Linked DNA regions of Homo sapiens: regions 1 and 2 are each linked to region 3. Evidence: read pairs that join two places in POLR2A ChIA-PET (ENCODE). Cell type or tissue: K562. All regions are shown on one strand. Links, peaks and the distances in the headings refer to the core of each region. The heading gives the core; the rest is flanking DNA.

The links. Peaks named below come from ENCODE experiments on the same cell type or tissue, not always from the same donor. Only the 100,000 strongest peaks of a DNase experiment are listed, where the experiment ranks them.
Region 1: POLR2A ChIA-PET joins it to region 3 with 5 read pairs; 15 of 35 experiments call an interaction of 5 or more read pairs at or near these places.
Region 2: POLR2A ChIA-PET joins it to region 3 with 6 read pairs; 16 of 35 experiments call an interaction of 5 or more read pairs at or near these places.

Annotation. Positions count from the first base shown.
Region 1 is chr1:100,432,757-100,439,812 of GRCh38, forward strand. The region is part of intron 5 of CDC14A (cell division cycle 14A); the gene reads left to right. Among named protein-coding and RNA genes, the nearest start is that of CDC14A, 84 kb to the left of the region's middle. In K562, for the core only: no CTCF peak of the experiment used is centred there; a DNase peak (open chromatin) is centred at 3,295.
Region 2 is chr1:100,235,976-100,243,031 of GRCh38, forward strand. It overlaps DBT (dihydrolipoamide branched chain transacylase E2), which reads right to left. Exons shown (of 11, transcript NM_001918.5): 2 at 4,786-4,909. Among named protein-coding and RNA genes, the nearest start is that of DBT, 10 kb to the right of the region's middle. In K562, for the core only: no CTCF peak of the experiment used is centred there; no DNase peak of the experiment used is centred there.
Region 3 is chr1:100,358,753-100,366,619 of GRCh38, forward strand. The region is part of intron 2 of CDC14A (cell division cycle 14A); the gene reads left to right. Among named protein-coding and RNA genes, the nearest start is that of CDC14A, 10 kb to the left of the region's middle. In K562, for the core only: no CTCF peak of the experiment used is centred there; DNase peaks (open chromatin) are centred at 2,139 and 4,319; H3K4me3 peaks cover 1,821 bases.

The sequences.
Region 1 (7,056 bases), core at 251-5,250, 73 kb after region 3:
ATAAAAAATTAAAATTATACATGAGGCTCTCTTTTGAGGATGGCATTATATTTCCATTGGACAGTGATGATCTAGAGTGTTTTTGCTATTGTACATAGCTCATAATTAAAGATTGTTCTATATACTTTCTCCTTTATTTATTTGTTTTCAGAAATAGAGTCTCACTCTGTTAGCAGGCTGGGGTGCAGTGGCCAAATTGTAGCTCACTGCAGTCTTGAACTCCTGAATTCAAACAATTCTCCTGCCTCAGCCTTCTAGGTAGCTTGCTACCACTCCTGTCTAATTAAATTTTTTTTTTTTTTAAATAGAGAAGGGGTCTCCCTCTATTGTCCAGGCTAGTCTCAAACTACTGGGCTCAAGCAATCCTCCTGCCTTGGCCTCTCAAAGGGATCACAGGTGTGAGCCATCATGCCTGGACACATTTTTGCTTCAAAAGGTCAATAGTTCTTAGCCACCAGAGGTGTTCAGGCATAAGTTGAATGAACTCTTGGTAATGATCATTTATTCATTCCTGTATTAATTCATTTAGCAACATCTATAACATACTAATTTTCCCAACACTGTACTATACTCTGGGCCAATAGACATAAAAGACACGTTTCCCGTCCTTAAGAAGCTCATCTTCTTGTGGAGGTTGTGAAGAGGGGATTCAGTTCAGTGCTTATAAGGGTTCTTAGATGACCTTTATGATCCTTTCCAACCCATTGCTCTGCAATTTTTGCATACCTCCTAACTACTTGTTACCCAGAGAATTTAGAGAATCAAGGACTTAAGATAATTGTAGATCACAGTCATTTCCAAAATTTCTTAGTCTCTTTTCTATCAGCTCTTTTTGTATTTTTTAATGTAGTCTCCACATTGTAGACACTGTGCTTCTGTTCTCCATTCTTTCTTCTTCGAGTAACTTCATTATTCATAATAAGAAATGCTTTCTTATTTTGTGTAAATATGTTCTTTCATCTCTGGTTTCATCTCCCATTATTAATATTTATAAGGTTGCTTCATTCTGAGTGATTTCTTAGATTCTCAGGTTACAAGCAGTGGTATGTTGGTAAACTGGCTCTATAAGTAAAAAGTATTTGCTGATTTCCATGGTACAAATACTTTTACCACTGCTGATTTGGGCTCTCAAAATTTCTGAATATTTAACAGTTCACTCTTGAGAGCCTATATAAGACAGTGCTGGGACACCAGTGAAACAAGCTCTTTAACATTTAATTGTGGATGTTGATTCTAGTTTTCTTAAACTTAATTTTTTTCCTGCTGTTTTTCTGCAAAATAAACACTAAACACAAAATAAACAACAAGTCCCAATTGCTCCTTCTATTTAAATATTATTCATTTAGTTTTTCATTCAAGAACTATTTATTGACTGCAAATTCTTCCTATGGTCATAGTTGTGGATTTTTATAACCACTGTATAATAGCTGTATAGTTCAGTTGACTAGTATGCCAGAAGTCACATTTAGAAAGATAGAATTGTGGCCAGGCGTGGTGGTTTGAAGGTTGAGGAGGGTAAGTGGGAAGATGAGGGTGAGAGGGAAGAACATGTGACTTGCAGATGTGCAGGTTCTGTAGGAAGAGCCCAGTGGCTACTGGGGAGCTCAGGGAAGATGGGGCCAGATACCCCCAGGCCTTGTGGCCACAGTGAAGATTTGAACTTTCCCTTGAGAGCAATGGGAAGTCAGTGAGGGGTTATAGCTGAAGAGTGATCAGATTAGATTTGCCTTTTAAAAATATCACTCTGGCTTCAGTGAAGAAAACCATTAAAAAGTTTTAAGAGTGGGTGTAGGAAGGCAGTGGCAATGGAATTGGCAAGTGATGCATTCAAGAGATATTTAAGAGGTGAAACCAATGGTGCATAGTGAGGGATAGGATAAGGGGAAAGAAAGGTGAGACTTCTGGCCTGTAGCTTGAGTGACTGTGGGAGCTTTTACCCAGACAGGGAGCGCTGCAAGACTGGATTATCGTTGCAGTTGTTTTTTTTTGGAGTGGGAGCAGATTCAAGAGATTCTTCTTACATAGTGAGTTTGAGGCATCTTTAAGACACCCGAACGGAAATGCCATGTAGGTGGTTGGCTGTACTATTTTTGAAGCTTTAAGAAGGAGTTTGTGCTAGAGAGATTTGAGGGTCATTGGCAGATAGATGGTAATTTATGGAGATGTCTAGGGCAGTGATTCTCAAAATACATGCCTTTCTAGCGGCAGCCTCAGCTCCACCTGGAAACTTGTTAGAAATGCAAATTCTCAGGCCCTGCCTTTGGCCTACTGAATTAGAAACTTGAGGTGGGGCCCAGCAGCCTGTGTCTGTGGAACTATCCGGGTGATGCCAATACACACTAAAGTTTTAGAGGCCCTGGTCTAGAGAGAGAGAGTATGGAGTGAGAAGAATTTTGGTCTAGAGTTGAACCTTGAGAAGGTTTGACTTTTAAAGACTGGGAAGTGAAGGATGACTTTGCAAAGGAGGTTGGAAGTAGTGTTTAGAGGGTAGAAGGAAAATCCAGGAACCAAGAGAAGAGAGCAAAGTAGGGAGTTACTTGTTGCTGACATATTAGGCTAAGATGATGCATGCACAATGTTCTCTGGGTTTAAAATAAGTAAATCCAGACAGACAGAAAATAAATTAGTGGATTGCCAGGGGCTGGAGGAAGGAGAATGGGGAGTGACTGCAAATGAGTCCAAAGTTTCTTTTTGGGGTAGTAAAAATATTTTGGAATTACTGGTGATGGTTGTACAACATTATGAATACACCAAACCCCACTGAATTGTACACTTTAAAAAGGAAGATGAGACTGGGCGCGGTGGCTCACGCCTGTAATCCCAGCACTTTGGGAGGCCGAGGTGGGCGGATCGCCTGAGGTCAGGAGTTCGAGACCAGCCTGGCTGACATGGTAAAACCCTGTCTCTACGAAAAATACAAAAATTAGCCAGGCATGGTGGCAGGCGCCTGTAATCCCAGCTACCCGGGAGGGTGAGGCAATCGCTTGAACCCGGGAGGCAGAGGTTGCAGTGAGCCAAGATTGTGCCAGTGCGCTCCAGCCTGGGCTACAAGAGTGAGACTTCGTCTAAAAAAAAAAAAAAAAAAAAAAAAGGAAAAGGAGTAATTCTTTAGAGAAATCTTGTTTTAGAGAGGAGTCCAAACCGGGTGGAAGCTGAAGGAAGATGTGGAGCTTGGAAAATTTTGGTTGGCTTGTTCTTTTTGGAGCTAGTAGGGACCTGAAAATGTTTAAATTCTGTTGGAAAGGATCCAGAAGAGAGATAAAGAGATGACCAATGGTGTTGTATGGTGGTAAAACCTCAGAGTAGGAGGGGACTTTTGGGTTCAGTAGTCTGCTGTTTTCCTAACTCCTGACCTCCATTTCATGTTATAATGCAGGTGAAAAAAATTCCTTAGAAGGGATCTTCCAATTCCAAGTTTGAACATCATGTGGGGCAGGTATCTTTCTGTCTCCCAGGGCCAACCATTAGATGGTCCCGACTATATTGGTGAGTTGAGGAAAATCAACAGGGAAAATTGACTTACAAAATGGGAGGGAATGTTGCCTCTTAAATGGACTTTCAATCTTATTTTAGTCATTTCCTTTATCCTCACTTCCAGGAGAACACAGTGCTGCCAATTCCTAAGCCTTTTGAGACTTACCTGGTATTAATTGTGTTGGTTATCATTTTTTTTTTTGGTTTTTTTGGAGATGGAGTCTCACTCTGTTGCCCAGACTGGAGTGTAGTGGCACAATCTTGGCTCACTGCAACCTCTGCCTCCCGGGTTCAAGCTATTCTCCTGCCTCAGCCTCCCGAGTAGCTGGGATTACAGGTACCTGCCACCATGCCTGGCTAATTTTTATATTTTTAATAGAGATAGGGTTTCACTATGTTGGACCAGGCTGGTCTTGAACTCCTTACCTCAGGTGATCCACCTGCTTCGGCCTCCCAAAGTGCTGGGATTACAGGCATGAGCCACTGTGCCCAACTGGTTCTCAGTTTTTTCATTGTCAGTTTAGTATTCAGTTTTCTTGGTCTTCTAACTTATTTACCACTCATCTAAATGATTTCTAGCTTTCAAAATTTTATTGTTTTGTCTCTTCTCTTATTCTCCTAGTCTTTGTTGGTTTCCATTTAAAAAACAAAAGCCTTTAAAAATTCACCTTTTGGTCAGGTGCAGTGGCTTACACCTGTAATCCTAGCACTTTGGGAGGCAGAGGTGGGTGTATCACTTCAGCTCAGGAGTTCCAGACCAGTCTGGGCAACATGGTGAAACCCTGGCTCTACGAAAAATATAAAAACTAGCTGGGCATGGTGGCTTGTGCCTGTAGTCCCAGCTAATTCAGGGGCTGAGGCTGGAGGATCACTTGAGCCCAGGAGGTGGAGGCTGCAGTGAGCCAAGATCATACCACTGCACTCCAGCCTGGGTGACAGAGTGAGACCCTGTTTCAAAGAAAAAAAAATCTCCTTTTAGTGGGGTTCGGTAGATGCATGGGTTCAATCTTCCATCTTTATCTTCTCTCTTTCTCCCCCAGAGAATACATAACATGTTCTTGTGTCCCTTCACTGTTATAGTATTTTCCTGTGACTACGTATGAGCCACATGCCACGATTAAGCCATTTCTTTCTTGTCCAGTCTTTGGGACAGATTTTGAGAACCTGTTGGCACTATGTGGCTGTCATGAGGATTAAATGCGCTATGCATATAAATTACCTGACACAGTAGGTGCTCAAAAAAGGCATGCCGTTTCCTTCTCTCAATCTGGAGGATATGACTAAATTCTATTGCATTCCTTATTAGATTTCAATTTGTAAACTTCTCTGTGCCTTTTCAGCCTGTGGTGACTGACTTGCCTAGTTCTGTCGGATGGCATGTTAACTTTCCCTCCCAACTTTGGAGGCCTGCAGATTTGACCACCGGGTCACCAGAGCTCTCCTTTTAGTCACTGGTAACAATTGTGGCTGTGATGGGGTAGGAGGTATCATGGAAGCCTCACCATACTTTGCAGACATTCAGAAAGAATAGGCCTGGAACTTTTTCTGGTAGCTTACATTAGTGACATTGTTTAGCTGAGTCTAGGGGTGGGAAGACATACTTGAAAGAATAAGGGATACCTCTACATCTTGTAATTTTTTTTTTTTACTTTTTTTAAATATAAAGAAATTTTTACCCCCTTTTAAAAAACGTAAAGCAGTAGTTTTTAATCTAGGGTCTGTGGAAGAGAATTCAGAGAGTCAGTGAACTTAGATGAGAAAAAAATTATATCTTTATTTTTACTGACCTTACCTTATCAATTATAAAGTTACATCCAATTATAAATGTTGTAAATAAACTGTAGTAGCATTAGCAATATAAGTGACAATTTAATATCACTTACAGTTATTATTTCTTAAAATATTTATGCTCATTCCTTCCTCAAAATTGTAGTGGCAGTTATCAGACTTGCCACTAGATCTTGTTATATAATATATTAATTTGAAAAGTGCATTTTGGGGTATTGCAAATTTGTATTTTAGTATATTTAAAATACATATTTAAACTTTATTTAAATGTAATTGAAATAGTTTTCTGTTAATCCTAGTTTATGCATTAAAAACATTATTCTGAGGAAATGGGTTCGCAGGCTTCCTCAGGTCACTGAGAGTCCATGGCACAGAGACTCTGAACCCCAAAGACAAGTGTCTGCAAAGGAATTTATGGTTGTTTATATAAACTAATATTTTTCTTAGATCCCTAGTCACTCTTTTCTCTGGCATAGCCCATTAAAATTTGCTTTCTAACATATAGTTTACATTTTTACAAGATATTTGAAAAGGGGGCTATTTTATTTTTTGCTGACATGTGAGTTCAGATGATATTTAAAAACACAAAAACAAAGATCCCTCCTTTTGAAATGAGACATAAATATTTGGAATAATTGAAGTTTCAGGACTTAAGCATTCTGTTAAGTTGCTTTGCTAACTTCCTAGTTTTATGTTAGGCTTTCGGGATGCTGAAACTCAGGGATGATGAAGTTACATTTCACTTCATGGCTTAGCAGCCATAGGTTCAAGTGACCTTGAATGGTTGTAAAAGTTGGTTTTATGTTAATTATACCTTAAAGCCCTTAAAGGTCTATTCTCCCCTTGGAACGTCTTCTGGCCCCTTCCTGATGGCTGCCATATGTGCCTTTCACTTTGTCTAGATAGGTGTCTGCCTGCTCTGTTTCTTGGGTCAGCAGTGGAGGCTGGGCAGAGAGCCTGGAGCCTTGAGGTCAAGTTTCCTACCTCGGACACCTTGGAACACTGTAGTGTTAAAGCTCTGGTGCCAGTTCTTGCTTAACTGACCTGAACTTGATACTTTAGTTTTATGTTGCCTAAAGCAGGTCTGCTAAATTGCTCTAAAAACTTAAATAAAGTATGAAGCACTCAATTTTCACCACGGTAGGTTCCCACTCCTTTTGAAGGAGTACTTCATGGTGCATTAGAAGCTCTCGTGGCTCCCAGTGGCTCAGAGGAGATTGTTTGGAAGCCTGACTACATTTTCCTGTTTTCTTTCTTTTCTTTTCTTTTTTGTAGGGGAAGGATGGCATTTAATCCATGAAAACACCTGCTAGGTTCTGTTGGCCTACATACATTGTCTCTCCTATCTTTTAAGCTTGTTTTTATCATATTCCTGACAGGAGGTTATTCCTCTGCCAGAATACCTCTTGCAATGATGAATGTTTTACTTAATCAAACAGTTCAATTCACTGTTAATAATAAGAATAGTCATAATATTTATGAAGTGCTTCCTATGTACCAGCCACTATATGAAGGACTTTACATATTTTAAAAAACATAATCTGACAACAGTCCTATGAGTGATAGCTGCTATCATTAACTTCATTTCACAGATGAGGAGACCAAGATTCAGCATAGAGGTAAAATAACTTGCTTAAGTTCCTGTGCAGTACCTGGTTGAATTGGAAGTGGAACTAAGGCAGTCGGACTCAGGAACGCAGGCTCTTAAATCAGCCTCTTGGATTAAAGCAATTTCAGAAGTGCTTCAGTTAAGTGTGGTAGTTAATTAGTAGGATCTAATGTATTATATAAGTT
Region 2 (7,056 bases), core at 251-5,250, 120 kb before region 3:
ATCTAGCAAACTTGATGGAAACTTGTTTGTCCAAACTTATGTTCTGCCACCTTATCCCTAAGTCGTCTCTTTCCTCTTTCCATTTTCTACCCCTTTTCAAATTTCTACCCATCCCTCCTTTTTTTTTTTGGAGACAGAGTCTCACTATGTTCCCCAGGCTGGAATACAGTAGACATTCACAGGTGCATAAATGCATACTACAGCCTCAAACTCCTGGGCTCAAGCAATCCTCCTCCCTCCATCTCCTGAGGAAGCTGGGACCACCCACCACACCCAGCTTCTATACCCTCTTTGTAATACTTAGATGCCAATGATACTGTATGGTAATTATTCTCAAAAGAGAAAAGTATTTCTGATCATTTGAAAGCACGTATGGACCCTCCCACTTTTCCAGGTTAACAAATGGCTCTGAACCTATTCAGGAATGCTCCTGTATCTTTAGACTGCTGTTAACCATATTTGCTTATAAAACATATAACAAATTAATTAGGGTTGTAAAATTTTCTTAAATATGAGGAGTTAAATTAGTAATAAAAAATACAAAATACATTTTGGTTATGGAGGTATTAGGTACCTCTTACTTCCTCTCTAGCAAGTTGGGTCCTCTCACAGCTTGCTGATTGGAGTATAACCTGGCAACTTTCTGAATGGTTTAGCATTAACAATCAAAAGCATTTAAAAAAATTTTTTTTAAATCAACATTCTTGATTCCATAAGTAATTCCACTTGCTAAAAAATGGTTACTATAGGGTCATAATGAAGAACTGGAAATCAATCTAAGTAACACAAAAACAAGAAAATATACTATGGCACCTCTATACAAAGCAATATGCAAGGAACAGCAAGAGCATGAAAATGTGATGGTTCATGGCAAGGTTAAAGAACAGTTCTCTATAGCCGAAGATGCGGTATGTGGCAAGAAATCAGCCCAGACTTAAAAGACTTTGTGTACCATGCTAAAATATTTGAACTTCATCCTAAAGGTGATCAGGACCCAGTGGTAAATTAACATGGTCATAAATTCTTTGCAGCTGTTCCCATCAGGAGGCCGAGTCTATTTCACCAGTTCTTAAATCTGTGCTGGGCTGTGACTTGCTTTGACAAATAGAATATAACAGAAGTGAAGTGTGAAGGTTCATGAAGCTAGGCCTCAAAAGTCCGCACAGCTTCTCCCTTCTCCCTTTTGGAATGCTGCCCTAAAATCCTCATGCAAGGAAGTTGATCTAGTCTACTGGAGGATGAGACATCAGGAAAAGGAGAAATGAGTTGCCCCATCGGAAACCCAGCATGAATGGTCAGACACATGAGTGAGACCATCTTGGACTTTCCAGCCCATATGATCCTCTAGCTGAATACAGCCATATTAGGGAGCCTGGGCGTAACCAGCAAGGAAATCACCCAGCCAACCTGCAGAATCCTGAGAAATGATCAGTCCTTGTTGCTTTAAGCCACTAAGTTGTGGGATTGTTTGTTACTCAGCAGTAATTAACTGATATGGAATCCTATTTATAATATCAGATCTGCAACTTTAGGTCTACAAGTTTAGAAAAAATTTCTCTGGCAGGAGTGTGGTAGATGGGGTCGGGGAGTGGGTGGCAGAGGCAAAACAAGGCAGGGGAAGCAGGAGGCTACTTCAGGTAAGAAGCAGAAGTATAGAATTTATTAATTTATTATTTTTTTAGAGACAGGGTCTCACTCTGTTGCCCAGGCTGGAGTGCAGTGGCACAATCAGCTCATGATAACTTCAAGTTCCTGGGCTCAAGTGATCCTCCCACCTCAGCTAGGACTAGCAGCTGACTACAAGTCCATACCACCACACCCAAGTAATTAAAAAAAATTTTTTATAGAGGTGAGGTCTCACTTTTCTGTGGCCCAGGCTGGTCTTGAACTCCTGGCCTCAAGCAAGCCTCCTGCCTCAGCTTCCCAAAGTGCTGGGATTACAGGTGTGAGCCACTCTGCCCAGCACAGAAGTATGTGATTTATATATTTATATACTTTTCAAAGCCATTTGAAAAGAAGGCAGATTTAAGAAAAATGTAAGATGTAAAATTAATAGGTTTTGATAATCAGTTTGATGTGAGACTAGAGTCAGGATGACTCCAGGTTTCTAGCTTTCCTTCCTCCCTCCCTCCCTCAAGATGACTCTAGGTTTCCTTCCTTCCTTCCCTCCTTCCTTCTTTCCCTCCTTCCTCCCTCGCTTCCTTCCTTCCCTCCTTCCTTCCTTCCCTCCTTCCTCCCTCGCTTCCTTTCCTCCCTTCCTTCCCTCACTTCCTTTCCTCCCTTCCTTTCCTCCCTTCCTTTCCTTGATTCTTCCCTCCCTCCTGATGGCTCTAGGTTTCTAGCTTCCCTCCCCTCCCCTCCCCATCCCTTCCCTTCCCGTCCTGTCTCATCACGTCCCTTCCAGTCCCGTCCCTTCCTCCTCTTCCTCCTCCTCCTTCTCTTCTTCTTTCTTTTATTTCCCCTCCCCTCCCCTTCCTTCCTTCTCCTTCTCCTCCTCCTTCTTCTCTTTTCTTCTCTTCTCTTCTTTTCTTTTCTTCTTAGACATGGCCTAACTCTGTTGCCCAGGCTGGAGGGCAGTGGCATGATCACAGCTCACTGCAGCCTCAAACTCTGGGGCTCAGGTGATCCTCCTACCTCAGACTCCTGAGTGGCTGGGACTACAGGTGTGGACCACCATGCTCAGCTGACTTTTTAAAATTTTTTGTAGAGGCAGGGTCTCATATCAATGGTTAAGCTAGGCTAGTCTAGCTTAATGACTTACTGAGTTAGGAAATATCAGAAGGAAAAGAGATTTGTAGAAGACTGAGTTTTGGGGACATTGGAATGGAGTTGGTGAGAGATGTGAGCTACAGCTACAGATTCACAAGTCTTCAATGAGGTGAGAGTTGAAGGCATGTGTGTAGATGTAGTACAAGAAGAGAGGGCAAAGGATGGGATCCTATGAAAAACTGAAGTTTAAAAGAGAAGCAGAAGAAGAGAAACCTTAATAAGTATCCAGAGAAAGCAGTATTAGTATATGTAAGCAGTATTAGTATATCTAAGCAGTATTAGAGTATGTAAGTACTTTATATATTCTAATTTATTTAATCCACCCAAGTATAAGGATCTTTGTTTTGTGTACTGATATATCCCAAGCACCTAGAGCAGTGCCTTGGAACACAGGTGATCAATAAATATTAATTGTTGAATGAATGAATTCTCACAAGAATACAATTAGCTAAATACTATGATTACTCCCATTTCCCAGATGGTGAAACTTGCTTAAAGTTACACTGCTAGTAATTTGTAGACCAGGAATCCAAGTAGCCTGGAACTGGTGTATCCAGCAACCCAAAGTTCCTAAGTGTTTACAGACTGGACCAGGAAGTTGAAGTATTTACTTGAATGACCTCTATTTTCTCTGGGAAGTAACAAAAAAAGATCAACTTTAAAAAATGGAAATTTTTGTAAAAGTAGTGAAGGTAAAGTTTACATGTCTTAGGCTATAGTGGAGGATGACATAGAAAAAACATGGAAGATGGCTGGGAACAGTGGCTCACACCTGTAATCCCATCACTTTGAGAGGTGAGACCCTGTCTCAAAAAAAAAAAAGAAAGCAAAAGAAAAGGCATGGAAGGCCGGTGCAGGGCTCATGCCTGTAATCCCAGCCCTTCGGGAGGCAGAGGCAGGAGGATCTCTTGAATCCAGGAGTTTTAGACCAGCCTGGGCACTGTGACAACATCCTGATAAATAAATAAATTAGCCAGGTGTAGTGATGCACACCTGTAGTCCCAGCTACTCAGGAGGTTGAGGCAGGAGGATCATTTGAGCCCATGAGTTTGAGGTTACAGTGAGCTATGATTGTGCCACTGCACTCCAGCCTGAGCAACAGAGCTCAAAAAAAAAAAAAAAAAAAAAAAAAAAAAAAAAAGAGCATGGAAAGGCTGACTTGGGGTCTGCCTGGAATTCCCCCATTTTTCATTCCCAGCACAAACTAAGCTCCCATGTATCTGTCAAAAACTTAATAGTGTAACAAAAGTCTAGGGTTCTTTATCAGGGTTCTAAATAGAACATCAGGAAAAAAAACAGTTCTTGTGCCCTTGCCAAATCTAATACTTAATCCTTCAAGTTCTTTACAGAGGGTAGAAAAAGCTGGGGAAAAAGTAAGTAAATGGTGAAAGTCAGGGAACTTTCTATTTAGTACTAAATCAGGCTGGTTTCATCACACCATGTTCACTTGACAGATTAAGTGCTTCTTTCAACAAACAATACCACAATGTGTATGCCAACACAAAGACACCTCTATTAAGTCAACAATTTACCTTGACTGAGAAAGTCATATCAATGCTGACTATTGCACTTAGATGAGCCAGATGATAAATAGATGGCCCAACACAACCCATTCCCAATATTATAAAGACACAAGTGCTGGGCGAGATAAGTTAATGCCTGTAATCCCAGCTCTTTGAGAAGCTGAGGCAGAAGGATCACTTGAGCCCAGGAGTTCAGGTTATAGTGAGCTGTGATTACACCACTGCACTCCAATCTGGGCAACTGAGTGAGATCCTGTCTCTAAAAAAAAATTTTTTTTAAAAAGGGGTGCCAGTGTTAAGGAAAGTATGTAAAAGAGAGGGATGAGAAAAAAGAAAGTGAGAACTGGAAAAATGTGGGGAGATGGGAAGGGCCCGGCTAGAAATACAGAGTCAACTTTTTTTTGTTTAAAAAGTCTCAATCAACTACTAAAAAATATTACTGAATGAGGTACAAAACATTATTTTATACACGTTATTTTGAAATCATACTTACCAGCAGTTGTTTTCAGGAAGTGATGTGGATGACTATACTTGAATGAAGGATAACCAAAGAAACACACATAATTTGGCTTCAAAACATGAACATTACCACATGTTTGAAAATAGCGAACACAAATCTACAGATGAGAAAACAAAAAGTAAAAGCATTTATAAACAACCATACCGGCTTATCTCTAAGTATAAATTGAATTTCAATTCCATTCTAAAAGTAGAACCATTGTCACAATAGAAATATTATATCCTTAGATTTAGATTTGTTACATTTATGATCCTTACCCAAAATTCCTTCTGAAAGTAAAGACATTTTAACAGTGTATTCTGTATAAATACATCAGCTTATAGGTATGCTTAAGTCATTGGACTTCCTGAACTAAAACTACTAAAGAATTCTAAAGTAATAGTTAGCATCTAAAAACAATGAAAAACTTGTATAGTATGATACCCCAAAGTTTACTTATAGTAACTTATAGATGACTCTTTAGAATTAACTATTTTACATAGTACCTTAGTATAATATTATTTTAAAATCTCTTATAGAAATAAGTAGGCCCAAATGTATTCAACTCTATATATCAAAACCTAAGTGTCTGAAAGGTATTGTGTGTGTGTGTGTGTGTGTGTGTGTGTGTGTGTGTGTGTGTATTTGAGACATGGTCTCACTCTGTTGCCCAGGCTGGAGTGCAGTGGTGCGATCACAGTTCACTGAAGCCTTGACCTTCTAGGCTCAAGGGGTCCTCCTGCCTCAGCCTTCCAAGTATCTGGGACCACAGGCGCATGCTACCCCACCCAATTAATTTTGTTTATTATTTGTAGAGACAAGGTCTCAGTATGTTGCCCAGGCTGGACTTGAAGTCCTGAGCTCAAGCAATCCTCCCACCTCAGCCTCCCAAAGTGCTAGAATTACAGGTGCGAGCCACCATGCCAGGCCATAATATCTTATTTGGAAAGTTAATATTTCAATGCCATTAGGCCAGGCGCGGTGGCTCACGCCTGTAATCCCAGCACTTTGGGAGGCCAAGGTGGGCAGATCACGAGGTAGGGAGTTAAAGAGACCAGCCTGGCCGATATGGTGAAACCCTGTCTCTACTAACAATACAAAAGAATTAGCTGGGCTTGGTGGCATGCGCCTGTAGTCCCAGCTACTTGGGAGGCTGAGGCAGGAGAATCGCTTGAATGCGGGAGGCAGAGGTTGCAGTGAGCCGGGATCGAGCCACTGCACTCCAGCCTGGTGACAGAGCAAGACTCCATCTCAAAAAAAAAAAAATTTCAATGCTATTAATACTTAACTACATCATACTGTAAACATAAACTACAGAATTTATTTACTTATTTAATTTTAAAGCCCTGAGCTTACTTCTCTGCAGAAATTTCTAACCTTCTTAGTATAAGAATACTGATAAGTGAAACTTTTTCATGTATGTAACAGAGTCACTTTTACTTAAAAAAAAAAATCATGTACATTAGTGGTGATTAGCTCTTAACTTTTAAAGGCTATGTTATAATAAACATCATATAGTACAGTCATGTTTTAATACATATTTATAAACTAGAATTTTTGTTTTTTTCTGATAGCAAATATAAAAGTAAAAGTTTGGTTTACTGACAAGAACAATACATTTAAATTCTTATTTTTTTACTTTAAATTTCAAACTATTACTGATTTCTGAAGGCAAAGAAAAACTGAAGATCCCTTTCCTAAAACATAAATAATCTTAAATCATTCATCTTAACTTTAGAGATCACCCTAAATCGACTAGTCTTTATAATATCAACATTTTATTTTTACTAACATTAATATTCAGGAAATATAAAGCCTAACTAAAATAATTAAAATTGATAACTTAAAACCAGAAGACAATAAAAGAATTCTCTTTCCCAAACATTTCCATTTTGTTTGTCCTTGCTTTCTCCTTCAGCTCCCATAATCCTGACTCTTGGTCAACAATAAAATCAAAGGAGTGAATCAACCTCTGTTTCATCAGACATAAAACTTAGGGACAATAAAGGAAAGTTTTGAAGTATATAGATTCACCTTAATTTAAATAAAATTGTTCATATTTGTAAAACATTTGAAAGAAAATTAAACTACTAGAAGGTCTTACCTTCAACAACAACACAACTCGTATTGAACTATTCATGGGTCGGGGCAGCATAAACCACCACGCTTAACATTTATTGAGTGCCTCCCATGTGCTGAGTACTTTCTTTTCAGACAGGCCAGGCATGGTGGCTCTGGCCTGTAATCCCATCACTTTGGGAGGCT
Region 3 (7,867 bases), core at 1,199-6,198:
AATTTATAGAAAAATGATTTCTTTTATCTTGTCTATAGCATAGTTTTGAGTCAAAATGTGAACATAGAATATTTATGAGAGAAGCATGGAAAAACTACTCTTGCCTAGAAATATTTGTGGGAATGCATATTTAGGTTAGAGGTAGGTCAGGAGAAACCCTTTTGGTTTTTAAATTTTTATTTCAAATTAAATGTATAGCAAGTAGGATAATTTAATGGAAGGTTGAATGCCACTTAAGCATATACACACATACACATATATATGATCTGATAGAGCCTTACGGTCATCATTTAGAACCTCAATTCTCATTATAAATTGCTATGATATAGACAGAAGAGGAGATTTGGTTGAACCTCGAGACAAATTTCATTGTGGGAATAATAATAAAGCCATAGCAACAACAACAGCAGCAGCAGCAGCAGCTAACATGTATAGCCCTGTGCCAGGCAGTGTTCTAAGTGGTTTACACGCACACATTAACTCAATTAATCCTCAGAACAAGCCTAGGAGTTAGATGCTGTTATTATCACTACTTAACAAAGGAGGAAGTAGAGGTCCAGAGAGGGAAGTATATTGCCTAAGGTCACTGAGCTGGTAAGGCAGAGCAGGGATGCAAGCCAGAGGCAGTCCACCCTGGAGTCCAGGCATTTCCCAGTTGGCCTGAGACTGATGCCAATGGGGAGGGTATGGGACAACTTTGCCCCTTCCTGACAGACTTGATCCCTCTAACTTGGGTGGTGATGGCTCTTGGGGGAAATGTGCCACTGACAGTATATGCACAAACTATGACCAGCTCCTATCTGGGAATGTGTGGTGGTAATTTAAACATTTTTCTTTGTAATTTCACTTTTGGGGGGTATAATTTTGCCTTTTTTTTCCTATCAGTGCACTACCAAAAAGAAAGAGAGGAAAGAAATTGAGTTAATTGTAGGACACGTGAAAACGAAAGAAGCCCAGTTTTTATAAGCCTATGATAACTGCTTTTGTAGGCTGTCTGGTGAAATGTTCTGGCTGCTTACCTGGTGTAACTTAAGGTGATTTTTTTTTTTAAGGTATTCTCCAAAAAAAACCCTCAGAAAACTGTTTACTTTCTAAAAGATGGTAGTTTATAGTTTCTTCCCCCCTTTTTCTTCTCTTCATCCAAACCTTGGAAAAGTAATATTGTTCAGGGCTGCTTTTTTTCACCTTCTTCTTTTTTTTTTTTTTTTTGAGTTGGAGTTTCCTTCTGTTGCCAGGCTGGAGTGCAGTGGTGCGATCTCAGCTCACTGTAACCTCCGCCTCCTGGGTTCAACCGATTCTCGTGCCTCAGCCTCCTGAGTAGCTGGGATTACAGGCGCGCACCACCACACCCAGCTATTTTTTTTTTTTTTTTTTGTATTTTTAGTAGAGACGAGGTTTCACCATGTTGGCCGGGTGGTCTTGATCTCCTGACCTCGTGATCTGCCTGCCTCGGCCTCCCAAAGTGCTAGGATTACAGGCATGAGCCACTGTGCCTAGCCTTTTTCACCTTCTGTTTTGAACACATGACAGCCAGTGTTATGATGTAGTATATGTTAAGAGGAAGTAGATATATCTGTGTACATTCATAGTTAGTTCTTTTTTTTTTTTTGAAACAGGGTCTTGCTCTGTCACCCAGACTGGAGTGCAGTGGGGCAATCTCGGCTCACTGCAACCTCCACCTCCGGGGTTCAAGCAATTCTCCCACCTCAGCCTCCCGAATAGCTGGGATTATGGGTGCATGCCACCATGCCTTGCTAATTTTTGTATTTTTTTGTAGAGACAGGGTTTCACCATGTTGACCAGGCTGGTCTCGAACTCCTGGCCTTAAGTGATCTGCCTGCCTCGGCCTCCCAAAGTGCTGGGATTACAGGTGTGAGCCACCGTGCCTGGCCCACAGTTCTTAATTCTGTAATCCAGGGGAATCAAATTTACCTTCTAGATAATGATTTATTTAAATATCTGCTGTTTTGACCTCTTAGGCATTCGGTGTAGAGTTGATCTCTAATCTTCATAATGATAAATTATTACTCTGTTTTTTCAGTTTGCTTGAGATAAGGCTGTGAAAACAAAAAATGTAGCCGAGGTGCTAAGGAGAGTTATCTTAACAGGGCTAGTCATAATCATGCAGCCTGAGAGAGAGCTCCAAGTGGGCTGCAGGAGATCCCAGTGGGGAGCTGTCAGCCTTCCAAGTTCTTTCTGTGCCAGGTCACCACAGGGCGGCTTCATTATTTTGTTTGAAGTAGATTCCTAAGACATCAGATGTTCTCATTTGTAAGTTCATAAACACATTCCCAAGCCAGAAGTAAATGACTTTTACTTAGCCACAGCTCAATACCCCTTTGTGCTTAAAAAAAAAAAAACAACAAAAAACAAAAAACAAAAAAACTAAAAACTAAAACACAAGCCTCACAAAACTCTTGACACATTTTTATGGGAAGTGAAAAGCATAACTTAAAACTTTCATAAGTGGTTGAAAATTGCTATACAAGAAACTTAGTATTTAGATGGGATAGATTTTGATGCAGAACACTGTACTAATGCTTTGGAGATATGTATTTGTAAAGAAGGAAGTAGAAACACATGCAGTACAGGATAATACATGACCAAAGCTGCAAATGTATGTGTTAGGAGTTCAAGAAAGGAAGAGATTATTGCTACCCAGGGTGATAAGCACTGAGCTAGTTTTTGAAGGGTGTATAATAGCAAAGAGTACATTTTATGATCTCTGTGAGGACCAGTACTACCTGTTTTTGCTCACCATTATGTCCCAACACCTAGCACTGTGCCTGGCATAGATATGGGGCTCAAGAAATTTTAGTTGAATGAATGAATGAGTGAGTAAGTGAATGAGGAAGAAAGGAAAGAAAAAGATTTCAGGCAGAGTCCTGAGAAAAGGCACAAGAGGTGTTTGGGAATAGCAAGATTCTGTTAGAGGAGGTGTAATAATATTTGAATGGAGAGGAGTCACAGGTCACAGCAGCAGTCACTTAGTTGGGGACTGGATTGTGGAAAACTGTTTGGATGTCAGTAAATTGTGCTTGCTTGTAAATGGCAGAGAGTGACCAGGGCTCTACTTTAGGACGAGTGCTGCCATCGCTCGAAGGTGGGGTCAGTTAGGCTATGGAAGAATTGGATTAGGGTTGCAGCAGTGGGGAAAGAAAGGCCAGATGGGGAGAGGCTGGAAAGAATTGGTTGACTGGATTTGGGACTGAGCAGATGCGGGTAGGGAGGAGGAAGCAAAGGTGAATTCAAAGTTTCTGGCTTGGGTGACTGGGAGAGAGGGACACCTTTAAGTAGGTGAGGTACGTAAATCAGAAGGAAACTGCCTTTTTGCTATTCTGTTTTGTTTTGAGGATTGGAGATAGGAAGTAAAAAGGGGGTCATTATAATGGAGTCTTTGTCTTTTGTGATCTTTAAGCGGAAAATAGACCGTGTCTGTCCTGGATATTTAAAATGTGGGGAGGTAAGTGGCACAACTGATCTCAAGTTCCTTTCTGGCTTTGTGATTTGAGCTGAATTTTTTATACTGAATTGTGAAATTCATTGTGTCTTAGAAATATTTTTTTTAATTTTTCAAAGAATATTGCTTTTCTACAATGAAGAAATTCAAACCTACAGTGCTATAAATTTTTAATTGGCATAATTTTGTATATGCAGTTTTAAATGCTGATTTTTTTAATCATACATGAGCATTGTAAACCAATGCCATTTTTCAAAATCACCATAAATGTCTCTATATTAATAATATTTCGGGGAAAGGATATACCATACTGTATTGAACATTTTTCTCTCTTTGGTCATTTTGGTTGTTTCCTATGTCTTGTCATTTTAAGTTGTTCCAATTCACATTACTGAAGCAAAGTAGAGCTGTGAATAATTCTTTTTAAAGCTTTAGTTTCAATTTACTTAAAAAATATATTGGTTTGTTTTAATCAACGAAATACTTCCAGGAGCACCAAAGAATTTTATGTGGATTGAGAGTCATCAAAAATATTGCTCTATTTATTAAAAATATGTAACATCCCCAGTTCTTGACAACTTGAAAATGAAGCAGCATTGTTGCCTGGGGTAAATACCCGGGGTTCTTCATCTCATCGAAGATTAACAATAGGTACACGTGAGTGGGTTAAGGAGCAGAGACTTTAATAGGCAGAAGAAAGGACAGAGGAGAGAGTAGCTCTCCCTCTCTTGTGAGACAGAGGAGTCCAAAGGGAAAAGCGGGCCTGCAGCTGACCGCAACAGGTTTTATAGTCTGGCTTGAGGAAGCGGTGTCTGATTTACATAGGGCCCGCAGATTGGTTCAACCAGGTGTGACGTTTACGTAGTGGGTGGGGAAGGCTGATCACCCCACCCTAATCTTATTATGCAAATGGACTTTCCACTCGGCCAGTGCCGTCTTGTCTGCTCCTCACTGTACATGTGGCTGGCAAAAAGAGAAGATGGAGCTGCCATTTTGAACATGCCTAGTCCCAGGTAGTAGTATTCCTACTGGCACAACTGCCGACATTCACCTGTGCAAGTTTCCAGCTTGCTTGTTTACGTGTGCAGCTCTCTTTTACAGGCTGCTGTTTGTTAAAAGAGAAAATGATTTTAGGGCTGCTTTTCATTAAAAGGAAACCCTTACCGAGGGCTCCCGAACCCTCAGTACCTGCCTAAGTAATTTCTTTTTAACTCGTATATCAAAAACATCTGGTAAATGATCACAATTATTTGTTGTTGACAGTGAATTCCTTTATAAGAAATAATTTGTGTAAACTATAAATTTGAATAAGATATTTCCTTTATTGTTAATTTAATTTTTTGGTCTTAAATATTTTCACATCCTAGTGACAAATTGAAGAATTTGCCAGTTTAGACTTCTCTTTTTTTTTTTTTATAAAATTTAATTTTCTTTTGAGAACTGGAAAAGGTAGTTTATTTCAAATTTGGTCCCCATGATTGATGTACTTTAGTAATGCATTTATTCAGTTTTGTGTATCTGGATATGTGGCATTTCAGTGAGACAGCTTCTACAGAGAATTGGAAAATTACATTCTGAAATATCAAAGTTTTATAATTTGAATAATTTACGGAAACCTTTCTAAAATGAATATACATTTCTGCCTTCTTAAAGAATTTACTGGCCAGGCATAGTGGCTCACGCTTCTAATTCCACGCTTTGGGAGGCCAAGGTGGGCAGATTGCTCGAGCAACATGCTGAAACCCTGTCTCTACAAAAAATACAAAAATTAGCCAGGCATGTTCCACATGGCTGTAGTCCTAGCTACTCTGGAGGCTGAGGTGGGAGGATCACTTGAGCTTAGGAGGTCGAGGCTTCAGTGAACCATGAGCATGCCACAGCACTCAGCCTAGGTGGCAGATCAAGACCCTGTCACAAAAAAAAAATTTATTGATCACAATTTACTTTTTTTCTGTCATACACAGACTTCATCATTATGGATGATCATCTTTTTTTTTTTTAATTTTTTATTTTTGAGATGGAGTCTCGCTCTGTTGCCAGGCTGGAGTGCAGTGGCCCGATGTCGGCTCACTGCAACCTCTGCCTCCCAGGTTCAAGCGATTCTCTTGCCTCAGACTCCCAAGTAGCTGGGACTACAGGTGCATGCCACCACACCCAGCTAATTTTTGTATTTTTTTTTTTAATAGAGACAGGGTTTCACCATGTTGGCCAGGATGGTCTCAATCTCTTGACCTCGTGATCCGCCCGCCTCGGCCTCCCAAAGTGCTGGGATTACAGGCGGAGCCGTTGCCCCCGGCCCTGTGATCCTCACCACAAATTTTAGAGTAATTATTTTCCTTTTGAGAGCCTCAGCCACTTTATGAAATCTGAGGGTTAGCCTTTTATGTATGGGGGAATCGCTCATCATTCTGTTTTCTAACAAAGCTTTGCATATACTGTCTGTATAGCTCTCCTGCCTTCAGTACTAGCCATTGAATAATGGAGTTAATTTACACTGCTTGAGAATATTTCTGTGGGAGTGAATTTTAATTTTCCCAGTGCATTCCTGAAGAAGTCTCCTTTTGTTTTCGTTAATCTGAGTCTCTAAGGGAGTTTTTATTAACTGACCTTCTCTAACGAGGGATGTTAGAATTACAGACCCTGATACTGGAAGGTTTCTTGATACCATCTGGTCTGTTGTTTGGCTTTAAGGCAAAGTGAAAGCACTCACTTATTTTACAGAAACAGCAGCTGACACCTGACCTGACCAGTATTTACCTCGGGTTAAGAAGGTAATAAGTGGAGAATGGTTCCTCACCCTCTGGTGTTGTAAACCTGAACTTTCTTAGAAATCTAGACAATGCATCAAGGGACAGGATTGATAGTTGATATTGGGGTTCTCTCCTTCCTTTATGATCTCAACAAATGTCAGACTTTTTGCAGACAAGTAAGTAATAAAGATGATAAGTTTCCTAATACATGTAGCTGCTTTGTAGTCTGTGGGTTTGCTTTCTGGCTGTGCAGAAAACAGTGAATTTCATGGAAAAAGTTGTGTTCTTTTCCTTCCTCAAAGAGGAGACACTCTGAGGGAAATGTTTTCTGTACCCAGACCCAATGCACTGAGAGGACAGACAGAACAGAGAACATCAAATAGGGCAAGTAGACCTTGAGAAACATTTGAACAGTTGAATGGGTTTGTCCAATAAGGATAACTAGAGTCATAGACTCTGTAGAGTCTATATAGCGGCTAGAACTGTGATATATGATATTACATAAGAGCTGGAAAGAACTTTAGGAGCCATCTAATTCAGTGGCTTCATTTGATAGATGAGGACGTGGAGTCCCAGAGAGGCTACGACACCAGATTAGGGACACTGAGTGACCAAATTGGGACTGGAACCTTTTGGCACCCAGTGATCTTTAGTTCTGCATCAGACTGCTGTGTGTGTGGGAAGCTTGTTAGATGTGCAGCAACTCTTCCCCAAGAAGTTGGCATCAGTGTGACTGTGGGTGGTTATGCTAAAGGGCTTGAGCAAAAACTCAGACTAGTGCCCTCATCTGAGGTTGGTATTTGTTATGCAGTTAGGACCTTTTTAAAATGTGATCATTATGAGTTCAGCCATAATAATCACGTCTCATACAGAAACTTTATCATCTGACTGGAGGGGTGCGGATAGTATTCTAGTGATAGGGAAACTGTTAGGTAATGTGTGGCCCAGAGGCATTGCTGATCAATTTCAACAAAATTTTACACACACACACACACACACACACACACACACACACGGTCTCATTGTGTTTTGGAGGATACTGCTATTTTAGCATTTATCACATTGTAATAATGTCTTTACCTGTCTTCTCAGTAGATAGTGAGCTCCTTGTGGGTAGGGACTGGTGACCAATAGGCTTTTAGTAACTATTTGAGTGAGCAAGTGAATGAAGAGACAAAAAACGTCAGCAGTGCTGGTAAAACATTGAAAGGTTGGCATGCCTTATAACGATCTTATAGAATTTATTCATCCTGTTTTTAAAGCAGTTAATTTTTTTTGTATTGCAAGTACTCTGTGATGAATATGCTAACTAGTAATGCCTTGCTCAGAATAGGTAGTCATAAATTTTGTTGAATGAATGAGTACTTCTTGGAATGTAGCTTATCTTTTTGCTGAGGTGTTGGGAATTTTCACATGAAGCTTCTAATGTGTAGAATAAGGTATAACAATACTTCAAACAATGATTCCTCTGGGAATTGACTCACTTAAATTATAGTTTATTAGAAAAACCGAAGACAAAATAATGGTACATCATAAACTTCATAAATCTGTGAGAAGAGCTGCACATGTTGAGTATGACAGCAAGGCTTTTAGGCCCAGCTTCTATGTCCCTTCAAATTTGTAGGACCTGCACCTGTGGGGTGGTGGGTGATCCTAC